Regions from separate parts of the Mus musculus genome. Here region 1 is linked to region 2. A link is a loop called in an ENCODE intact Hi-C map of the cell type or tissue named here. Cell type or tissue: heart. All regions are shown on one strand. Each heading gives the region's core, and the rest is flanking DNA. Links, peaks and the distances in the headings are about the cores only.

Evidence for each region. A loop is a pair of places that touch in the nucleus more often than their neighbours do. Peaks named below come from ENCODE experiments on the same cell type or tissue, not always from the same donor. Only the 100,000 strongest peaks of a DNase experiment are listed, where the experiment ranks them.
Region 1: a loop joins it to region 2, with 4 times the contacts of the local background. A loop is called at or near these places in 1 of 42 quality-filtered maps.

Annotation. Positions count from the first base shown.
Region 1 is chr1:157,098,212-157,103,978 of GRCm38, forward strand. Tex35 (testis expressed 35) reads right to left here. Exons shown (of 8, transcript NM_001374637.1): 6 at 2,249-2,313; 7 at 1,869-2,052; 8 at 930-1,192. The coding sequence ends at 1,082. Among named protein-coding and RNA genes, the nearest start is that of Tex35, 7.6 kb to the right of the region's middle. In heart, for the core only: no CTCF peak of the experiment used is centred there; a DNase peak (open chromatin) is centred at 3,080; H3K4me3 peaks cover 723 bases; H3K27ac peaks cover 593 bases.
Region 2 is chr1:157,462,366-157,468,132 of GRCm38, forward strand. Cryzl2 (crystallin zeta like 2) reads left to right here. Exons shown (of 10, transcript NM_001033284.2): 4 at 2,044-2,102; 5 at 2,600-2,665; 6 at 3,347-3,456; 7 at 4,801-4,882. Among named protein-coding and RNA genes, the nearest start is that of Cryzl2, 6.7 kb to the left of the region's middle. In heart, for the core only: a CTCF peak has its summit at 3,034 (motif pointing left); a DNase peak (open chromatin) is centred at 3,176.

The DNA of each region.
Region 1 (5,767 bases), core at 628-4,627, 360 kb before region 2:
ATTACCATTTTCTCATCCCAAGCTAGCAACTGGTTTTATCTTTCCTTACTTAGGGACTTGAGGTGGGCACAACTTGTTTGTTTGTTTGAGGAAGGGCCTCACGGTGTGGCCCAACAACAGCAGCAGCAGCAGCAGCAGCAGCAGCAGCAGCAGCAGCAGCAACAGCAACAGCAACAACAACAACATGAAGCTCCAGGCCTCCAGGCCAGCCTAAAATCACTCTGTAGACCAGGCTGGCCTTGAACTAATAAAAACCCACCTACTTCTGTCTCCCAAGTGATCCCAGAAAGCACCATCATGTCTGCTCATCTCCAGTTTGTGACGGTCTTTGAAAGGACACTGCTCCTTTGGAGTGTAGGGAGGAAGGGAGGGAAGGAGGGAGAGAGGGAGGAAGGGAGGGAGAGAAGGACGGAAGGAAAGGGGTAGGTAGGGAGGGAGGGAAGCAGAAAAAACTGTCAAAGGAGGAAAGTAGGCAAACTTCACCAGAACTCAAGAAGGGCAGAGAACTGCTCGGTGACAACACCTCAGAGGGAAGCACACAGTCCTGTCAGACTTGAGGCTCAGAGGTTGCCTCTGTTCCCCACAACATCCAGAAACATTGCAGGAGCTGAGGTTGTGGGGGATCAGCAGGCAGGGCATCAGGTCTGTGTCTTGCATCTATACAGGCTGATGCTCTATATTTTGGGGTTATTGTGGGGCTATGACCTGGAACTCTTTAGGACCCTGTGGAATGGAGGGAGAGGCAAGCCTGAGATGACTCAGAATGTTCCACTAGCCAACAAGGAGCGGAAGAGGATTTGGGGTTTGAAATATGCTGATTTAGAACAACAACAACAACAGCAACAACAACAACAACAACAACAACAGCAACAACAACATGAAGCTCCAGGCACGCAAATGTTGGGCTGGTACTTAAAATGGTGACAGTCTTTTTTGCTTTAAATGAGATTCTTTAATTTCCAGGTGGAAGCCTGGGCAGGGGTGGGGGTTGGAGGGTGTTTAAGAGGGCAGAAAAGTCTGCTGTGTAGCTCAGGAGTCAGGAGATGATGAGTTGGAGCTGGTGGTAGGCTCCATGGCTGTGCTAGGTCGGCAGCACATGCTCCACCTCGGCGAAGTTGAAGTACAGATAAATTAGAAAGCAGCTCCAGACGACAAGGGTGAAAAAGGCACCCAGGCATGGTGTGAAGGTCTCCTGCTGGGTAGAAGAAATGTGGGGATCTGGGGCCAGGCTGAGGCTGCTGCTAAGGGCATACCCTCCCCACCAAGCAAGCTTGTGGACAGCAGCCTTAGGCTTGGCCACCCAAATCCTCTTTCCTGGTGCCACATCCTCTATGCCTGGGTGGTTATGCTGGGTGGCAGAATCCACTCAGTCCCTATTCCCTGTACAACTACAGGTGGGCTTTGCTGCAAAAGGAAGTTGAAGCACACTCCCTTTGGGATGATAACAAGACACCCAACTGAGAGAAGGCACTTCTCCTATGGATCTACCTACCCCTGATTGCGGTTGGTCTTTAGGGCACACAACAAACATTTCTCCTGCAGAGGACAGAAACGGCACAAGAAAGATCATTTTTTTTTCCTGGTTCAAGTTAGCCAGCCTGCAGGGTACCTCATCAGGCTTTGCTAGAGGAAAGCACAGAGTAACTGAGCAGAACTTGGGAGCAGGCACTTCCAAGGGTTGACTGAACAATTGTGGCTTAAGACTCACCATAGCCTAGAGGGTGAGGCAACTACAGACGGTTTCTAGACTAAGGGCTGCATCCCAAGGGCTGGCAATAGGGTGAGGCAAGGGCTCTTGAGATGAAGTCAGGGCAGGAGCAGCCCAGGGCTCCAGAACCCGTGCTGAAGGTGGGCAGGAGTTCACTTACGCAGCAACTCTGACATGGATGGAGGGACTCCAGTGGATTCCTCGTTGGTTTTGGTGGCACCACATTCTTGTCACAAGCCAATGGTGCTCCATCGGGTTCTTCTGTGATCATGGCTTGGGAGCCTTTGTCCATCTTTCCTAGCTGCCAGAATTTCTGCTGCTCCTTGGCTTGGTTTTGAAAGGGACTGGTGGGTTGGGAGGGGGGAGGCAGAAATTTGGGGAGACTGTTTCTACCAGTACACATGGGCACAGAAGATCTTAGCTTCCAGCCATTGTTAATGGCAGAAGCCAAGATAGTTCCTTGAGGGGTGCCCTCTCTAAGACCCCTGTGCACTGAGCAAAGTGAAGGGAGGAGTCTTTAGGGAGGAGGAGGATACTTACAGCTTGTTGTTCTTCTGATTATTAATTAAAACATCCATCTTTTCGTCCATATCCTGCTGCATTTCCTTCAAGAGAAAACCCAAGGCTAGAAGCCATCCCTCCCTCTTCTGAAGGGCGTGGAGATCCCTCCTCCCTCCAAGCCACTTCTGCCTCAGACTTTAAGAGTCCTCTCTAGACTTGGCTGAGGTGGTGAATGCAGCATGTCCCTGACAGTCACCTTCCACCTCCATCTCATGATGAGACTAGAGCACAGGCAGAGGCAGACTAGACTGACCATAGCCTCTAGGCCAGCCAAAGGCCAGGGGATGTTCTGCCTGACCCCAGATATGAGGCTTTGAGTTGATGCTTCTGAGACAGTGTAGCTCAAAAAACATGTTGTGACCTCAAAGACTTGTTGACTTCAGAGTTTCATACACACACACACACACACACACACACACACACACACAGAGATTCACATGCACGCACACTAATTCAAAATAATAAAAATAAGCCATAAAAATGAAATAGAAGACAGTAGTTAAAGCAACACGGCTCATTTATTATTCACTGAGAACTAAGAAAGTAAAAATAACCTATGGGAAAAGCCAGATAGAAATAACAATAGACAGGAGAATCCCTAGGGGTGTAGAAGCTGTAACTGACAGTCTTCATTGTCAACAGAACTGGGTGTGGACTGGTTGTCATAAAATATGAATAAAAAAATAATTTACTCCAAGTGAAAGTGATCCTAATGTAAAAAGACTGAACCGGCTTGGTCTGATGCAGGAAGCTGATGAAGCACTCATGCCACAGGAGGGGGCGGGGTGTGCTGAGGACAGCTGTGTGAGCATTTGTAAATGGGAACAGCATCAAAATCTCCTTCCGGTCAGACACGCCCCTCAGGCTGAGCACACTCAGGCGCCCTTTATTCCTAGTCTCCCCCAACATCTCCTTCCGCTTCTAAATCAGCCCGAATCCTCCTCGCTGCAATTGTCCTTTTTCTCCACAGCCTTTGTCCATCCTGGTGGAAACCCAGGTGTCACCATAGACACTCCTTAAGACTTCACTATCCCGAGTCTGTCACCAAGAACCACCACATCTCCGTTGACTTCTCTCCCCTTCCCTGGGCCGCCTTTTCCGTGCCCCCTGTATCACAGCTGGGGGAGGTTCCAGACCTTCCCCATCTGCTCGCACCTCCCAGGCCACCTTGCCAGCAGCTGCTGCCTGAGTGTTCTTTAGGAATCTCCTGAGATTCGGGCCCGTGTGTCAGCTGTTTCTAAAAGCCCGTCATTGTTCACTGTGTGGCTATGCAGTTTTATTTTTCGGTTTCCCCCAGATGACCCTACCCGTGGCTGGTCTCCCCACGGACTGGGAAACACAGCCATCCCCCTGCTGTGCCCAAGCTGCCCCCTGCCTGAAATAGCTTTCTTTGTGCCTTTCCATATCCAGACTGGCCACTGATAAAATGCTTATGGTGTTTGCATGTTAATATAGAAATAGCACATGCCCTTTGCAAAAAACACTGGATAACACAGGAGAATATTTCAAAAAATTAACATTCTTGCCTCTCCCTCAAGACCTTTGATTTTTTTGATATATTTCTTCCCAATCTTTTTCCTATATATTTACTTACATTTTTACCTAGTTGACATTAGCCTATTAATCTTAACTCATATTTCATGATAAGCATTCTTTATAAGCTTTGTCTTTAATAGACCCTAATAGTAATGTATGGATAGACCATAATTCAACTACTCCTCTAACTGTTGGAAATTGTTGTCGCACCTATTTGCTATTATCAATAATTCTGAAATGAACATACTTATGCTGACAGTTTTTAATATTCTCACGGGGTAAGTATTGAGAAACAGAATTGAATCAGTGGCACCTATTTTTAATATTCCATCTTTTAATAGGTTAGTATTCTTATCAATAGCTTATTGTTATAAATCCACACTTTGCTTATTTGAGTGTGACAGTTACATTACTTAGTCTTTTTAGCTGCTGTGTGTGTGTGTGTGTGTCTGTGTGTCTGTGTGTACATTTGTCCAGGGGCCCCCCAAGGGCAGACACATCAGATCCCCCGGAGCTGGAGTTATGGGCAGTTGTGAGACACGCAGTGTGGGTGTAGGGAACCACACTGAGGTGCACGGCAAGAGCAGTGGGCTGACGCCTCAGCCTTCCCTCCAGCCCCAGCTATCTGATACTTAGTTGCATAGATCTGATATTGTGGGAACAAAGCTGTTTGTGTGATGTGTGCCTTTGTTCTGTTCTTGCTGGCTTGTCTGTTCAAGCCCATTTTCTCACTTATTTCATGTTGTTTTGTGTGAGTTCTATATTTTATAGGTTAAAAACCATTTGCCCCTTACCACGTTTATGGAAATCGATTTCCTCAAACTGTTTTTGAATTCTGTATATGGTTATTTTTTTCCATCCCGATTCTTTAAAAAATGTTTATATAGGTAAATATATCAATATTTTGTCATTTCATTCATTAGATTTGTAACCCTTCCTTACCGGCTTTTAGTTTTTAAATTGACTTTATAGGCCAGTTCAGCTTACAGTGCTAGTGGATTGGTTTTTCCTCACAGAGTCAAGCAATGTTCATACGTCATTACATATCCTTTTTCTTCTCACGGACATTTGAGAACCACCTTTTGTCACAGAGCTGGATCCAGCTCAGCAGTCAAATGACTGACTGCCTAGCTTGTGGACGCCAGGATCCAGTCCCATGCACCACCAAAAAAAATCACCTTTATTATATTTAAAACTTTATGGAAACATGGTTCTCAGCCTTGAAGACATCTCAGTCATTGCTGCTGGGACTCTCACCCTCAGATTCTGATCTGTTTGCTGTGAGGAGAGCCTGGGTGAGGGGGGGCGGGGTGGTATGAGGACAGGACTCTCTGACCTTATTGCAATATGCAGGTCGATGGACATGTTCATTTTTAAAAATGAAGAACCTGATTTGCATCTGAGAGGACACATTTTGATCCTGTGTGAAGAAGCCAAGTGTGGGAGATGGGCCTGCAGTCCCAGAACTCAGTGGGTGAGGCAGGAGAAATCAAAGACTGGAGGCTAGCATGTGCTACAAAGACTATCTTCATAAGTATACATGCACCTACATCCACACATACATATACGCACATAGACACTCACATATACATTTTAAAATCATTTGTGGCACTTAAACAACTCCACCTTGAAGAAGTGTTTCTTCAGTTTTTGGTCTGTATGGAGTTTGGGTGTATAGATGTTTTTAATATGCTCTTGGGGGGGATTCTTAGGATATCCATCCTAAGATGCAAAAAAAGCCATCCTAGAAAAAGATGCACATTCATATCTCTGCTTATCATTAACCACCCTGATTTGATGACTGGGTTTACCATGAATCTTAATTATCTGGTAAGCCTAGTGTCCCTTAGACATCTTGAAGACACTCAAGTCATTGCCCTTTGCCTGCTTGTGCATCTACATCGGGGACTCTCAAGCTTCTGTTATGGGGAACTCAGGCCCTAGCCGAATGCTCACAGCTGT
Region 2 (5,767 bases), core at 1,105-5,104:
TATCAGGAACTGAAGCAGAAACCATGGAGGAATTGCCCAGGCCCATCTGCCCAGAGATGGTACCACTCCCAGTGGGCTGGACCATTATACATCAATTAGCAATCAAGAAAATGCCCCACAGACATGCCCACAGGCCAGTCTGACTGAGGCAACCCCATAATTGAGACTCCCTCAGATACTTCTGGCCTGTGTCAAGTTGACAGCCAGTACTAACGAGGACATTCACTAACTACTTTAAAATGAATAAATGGGCAACTGTTTACACAGTGTTGTGTTCTCCAGAATTCTTTTCTGTTAACCCTCCTCGGTCCTTTGCCTTCTTAGTGTTGCCTCAGTTACAGTTTTTCTCTGAAGGATCTCGACCATGCTTGCAGCTACAATCTGTAGCCTTATTGGCATAGACCTTAAGAAGCTTAACGCAGAAGGCCCAAAAGGAAGAAGAGGAAGGAAAAAGTTTAGACATATCTTAGTAGCTCACTGTCTGAATTTTACTGTGCTCTGTCTGGTTACTTTTAGACCATTTTTGTTTTTTTCAAGGCAGGTTTTTCTGTGTAGTCCTGACTGTCCTGGAACTCACTCTGTAGACCAGGCTGGCCTCAAATTCACAGAGATCTACCCACCTCTACCTCCCAAGTGCTGGGTTTAAAGGCATGAGCCACCTCCCCACCCCCCAACTATTTTTAGACCTTAAGTGCATGGATTTTTGTTGTTGAAGTTTATTTAAGGAGATTTAAGTAGAGCTTAGTATGTTTATAGTACATGAATATTTTATAGGGATAAATATAAAGATTATAGTGATTGCATGATTACAACATAGCTGTTATGTTTGGGGTTTTTGGTTGTGTGTTAATACTAGGACCCAGTTCCTTCTGTCTGTGTTTGCTTAGAGACTAGACCAGTGGAAGATGTCACAATTAAGTTATTCCTCTGACAGAGCAAGTAAACTATTCATAAATTTGAGAGGCTCATAAATTGCAGAAGTGGATGAAGAAAGGGCAGATGACACTAATCCATCCTGTTGAACTGAGCGTTGCCTGCATAAACACAGGCCATGTCCTTGAGGACCCCTTCACAGGTCAGCAAAGGACACATGGCAACAGATAAATATCATCTGGTGATCATGGTAGTTGGGGTTGTATAGGAACCCCATGGCCCAGTCAGGGTCAAAAGTACCTGTGTACCAGCGAGTCTCTGTGCTTTTGCATATTCTTGATGTAGGTTAAGAGTTGGTGGTGGCGCACGCCTTTAATCCCAGCACTTGGGAAGCAGAGGCAGGCAGATTTCTGAGTTCGAGGCCAGCCTGGTCTACAGAGTGAGTTCCAGGACAGCCAGGGCTACACAGAGAAACCCTGTCTCAAAAAACCAAAAAAAAAAAAAAAAAAAAAAAAAAAGAGTTGGGACAACCATAACTGATGTGTTGTGATCATGAAGTCTTACGCTCATTGTGCTAGGTTTTTGAGTACCACCTTTTACGCTTAGTTAAAATGATGGACATTGAAGGTAACAGCTCAAAAGGAGGAGGTGGCCTGTTGGCCGTGTTTCCTGTGTGCAGGATGCCAGGCTCCAAAGATAACCTATCTTCCTTCCTTCCTTCCTTCCTTCCTTCCTTCCTTCCTTCCTTCCTTCCTTCCTTCCTTCCTTTCTTTCTCTCTTTCTCTCTTTCTCTCTTTCTCTCTTTCTCTCTTTCTCCCTTTCTCTTGTTTTTTGTTTTAAAGATTTATTTATTTATTTTATGTCTATGAGTACACTGTAGCTGTCTTCAGACACACCAGAAGAGGCCATTGGATCCATTTCAGATGGTTGTAACCATCATGTGGTTGCTGGGAATTGAACCCAGGACCTCTGGAAGAGCAGTCAGTGTTCTCAACTGCTACCCAGGTTTTTTTTTTTTTGTTAGTTTGTTTGAGACGGGCTTTCTCTCTGTAGCCCTTGCCATCCTGGAACTAGCTCTGTTACCTGGCTGGCCTGGAGCTCCTGCGTGCTGAGATTAAAGTTGTGTGTCACCACAGCCCAGTTTAGTAACTTAATCTTTCAATGTTTTAGGAATGGAGTTTTCTGGGGCTGTCTTAGAGACAGGAACAGATGTCAGCACTGTGAAAAAGGTAAATTGGATAAAACACCAGAAAGTGTGTGTAGTTGTGAGAGATGTGCTAATCTTGTTTATACCTAGAAAGTCTAGCTTCTCTTGGCCTTTGCCATGTGACCAAGTCAGAAGAGAAAGAATGAATTCTGAACGAGGAGGTGGGGGAGGACTTGGTGCAAGTTCCTGGCCTTATTAAGCTCTTTATTATGAATGAATATAAGACAACACTTGGTCTTCAGTTACTGAAACAATAAAGGATTTTTGAGTTTGAATCTCAAGTGAAAGTAGTCACAGGAATTCTGATTCCTACTAACTTTTCCTTCCTTGGCTTGCTTGTTGTGAAAAATGTGCTTCTATTGGCTTGGTAGCCTGCTAGCTATTGAGAGAATCGCTGTTTTGGTTTTAAACCTGAAATGAGCTCTGAATAGATATTAAGGCCAAGCTGTGTCTGATAGGCCAGAGATGTGTGTTTTGGAATACAAGGCCATGCATTTGAACATGTTTTCTTCCCTCCAGGGAGATCGAGTTATTGGAGTAAGTAGCTTTCATGCTATGGCGGAGCAGTGCATCACGGACCAGAAGGTATCTCTGACTCTTGGCACTGATGGACACATGGGCGTTTCTTTTTCTCCACTGTTCTCTCTGGTTTCCTTGTCTCTCTTTCTCACACCGTTCTCTCCTCCTTTTGCGTTTGTTTCATTTTATCGTGTTTCCTGACCAAGCAGGTTTTTTTTTCCCTTTAAACGCTAACTTTCTTGACAGCCCTTGCACAGAGTTTTGTTTGTGTAGAGAGCCTTTTGTTCCTTCGTTGGCTATCCATTTGGACCATACTTAGTGAGTTATGGTTGAAAAACTGGTCTAGCACATGGAATTGGATATCATGGACATATTTTCCCATAAAGCTTGTGAAAATGGTCTGAGCTGGGTTGAGCAGGATGTGAATGGTGCCCCCTGGTGGGGCATGTTATATGGAACCCATCCAACTTTACTGGGATACATTTTACATAATAACCTAGAGCCGATTCTCCATCAATTGGCTCCTTTTTGAGCAGATGCCAGCCTTATGGGTTTGAAGTCTGACACACCCAGGTCCTAAACCCTACCTTGGCTTGCTTGGTCCGGACTTGTACTCCTTAGTAGGTGATGATAGACGTGTGCTTCCCATTGCAAATTACTCATCCAATCGAATCATAAGGTTAGCTAGGCAGCTTGTGTATCCAGCTACACATGTTTACTGCCAATCGATGTTATTTCTTTGTACAGACCCTGTGGCGGATTCCAGAAAATGTCTCTTTGCAAGATGCTGCAGTGTTACCGGTATCTTATGGCACAGCTATTTTGGCTGTAGATCATCGGGCCCGCATCCAGCCCGGGTAAGGACTGTCTAGGGGCAGAGGGTTAGGTGGCATTTTAATTTTCTTCTGATATTAGAAATGTCTGACAGGACCTTGCCTGAAGCCCAGCCTGGTGATGCACTTGGTGTTCCTAGCATTTGGAAAGAGGCAGGAGGATCAGGAACCCACGGCCATTCTCAGCTACATAGTGAGTTAGATATCAGTCTGAGCCACAGGAGCCAAAAGCAATCACAGATAAGAGTGTACCCCGCTCCCTTCCCCTCTCCCATTCTTTTCTCTTGCCTTTTCCCGTGCTTCTCTTCAGCTCAAGTTCCTTTAAGTTGAGGAAAGGCAAAAGAGAGATGAATTTGGATACTGGAGACTGGGTATAGATCATCCTTTTGCCATTAAATGCTTTGGCAAAGTAGTTCTCTTGAATCTGACCACTTTGGGGTTCATTCATAGGGCGACTTCAAGTTTACAGACTTGATTTATTTTTATTTTATCTTATTTTACTTTTTGAGACAGGGTCTTGCTATGTAGCTCAGGTTAGCCTAGGACAACTTATATAGTCCAGGTGAACTTCAAACTCAAGAGCTTCATTCTTAGCCGTGGAGTGCTGGGATTATAGGCGTGTACTATCAGCACTAGGTGGAGGTTGGTTTATATAAGCTAGCTCCCTGGGGGCTTAACAGAGACTATGTGTTTCTGTGAGGCTTGGTTGGTTATGCCAACTAGGATTGATCTATCTATCCATCTGAGACAGCATTTCTCTGTGTAACCCTGGCTGCTGTGGAACTCACTCTGTAGACCAGGCTATTATTGAACTCACAAAGATCTGCTTGTCTGTGCCTCTTAAGTGCTGGGATTACAGGTGTGTACTACCACCCCCTGGCTATGGACGTTTTAAACGTAAAAGTTCTGAAATCTTCTCTTTACTTGGGAAAATGGCTCTCGATCTGTTCAGAGATCTGGCTTTCAGAGTTGCTCCCCACTGGTAGTGTCATTTGAATGGTGGCTATTCCATGATTACCAGCTTTTTAAATTAGGTGGTGTTGAGTATGAAAATGGCTATAGGGCAAAATTTCTGAAGCACGCATTGGTATGCTTGCTCAGATGAACCATTGCTACTGCCTTGAGAGAGAGACTATCTAGAAGGCTTGAGAAACCTCCATCTTAGGAAGGCTCTAAAACCAGACTAGATTAGCCCTGACCCAGAAGTCTTATGTATGTCCTACCTGGACAATGGATTCACGTGAAGGTTTGAATGAAAGAGTCTCTACCGTTCTTGCTGTCAAATGTACTAGTCTGTGTCCCTGGAATCTTAACCCTGGGTGAGCTTTGAATGGTTTCTGGAGTAACATGTCTCTTTCCTTGGCACAGAGAAACTGTTTTAGTGACAGCAGCTGCTGGAGCCACAGGCCTCGCAGTGATAGACGTGGCGACAAATGTGTTCCGCGCCAAGGTATTTGCCTGTAGAATCTCTATTAAAAACTAACTCCAGTGTTTAGGCATCAAATATATGGATTCACTCATCAAGTATCATGGGAAGGGCATTGGGGGCATACAGTACTTGGAGTATTGTCTTGCCGTCTGCCTGCTTGCCTACTAAACGGAGACCTTAAGGGGTATGGCTTGACTCTTCAGGTAGCGGAATCTGGCAAGGGCTGCCTCCCACCTTGGCCTCTGCACATGCTCTTTTCTCTACCTGCCGCGCTCTGATTTAGATTTAAACTCATGTCACCTTTTCAGGCAACTCTGTCCTCAGGCTAGGTCAGTCTCCTCTCCCTGCATTTTTACATGTGACCTCATAACATCCTATGCGTCTATTTCTTAGTGCCTCATTGTGTGATTGCTCCTTATTTGGGTCACTGTGGGTCACTGTCTCTCTTCCTGCATTGTCATTGTCACGAAGGCAAGAGGAGTGTCTGCATAGCTCATGACTAGTCCCAGCATCCACCATGGTACCTGGAACATAATATATACTTGAGATATTTTCTGAATCAAGTGATAAATGGCTAAATAAATGGATGGAAGATGAGCCAAGTCTTTACAGGGGCATCTCTGGGGCTGCAGGGCTCAGAGGAAGAACATCCGACAAGTCAGAGGAAAGTTTTAAAGGGTCAAGATGGAGGATCATATTCCAGTTCTGCTTCCAGCTCAAAGCTTCCATCGCCTTTGCAAAATGTTGCTTCCCTAGAGCTGCTGGCAATATTGAGATGCTATGTGCTATGTGCCTATCAGAGGTATGGTGTGTCAGTACGCGTCTCTTAACAAGTCCTGCTATTGTTAGATGCTGAGTGGGAAGGAACGAAATTAACTTTCGGAATTGCCATTTATTGAGGCTGAG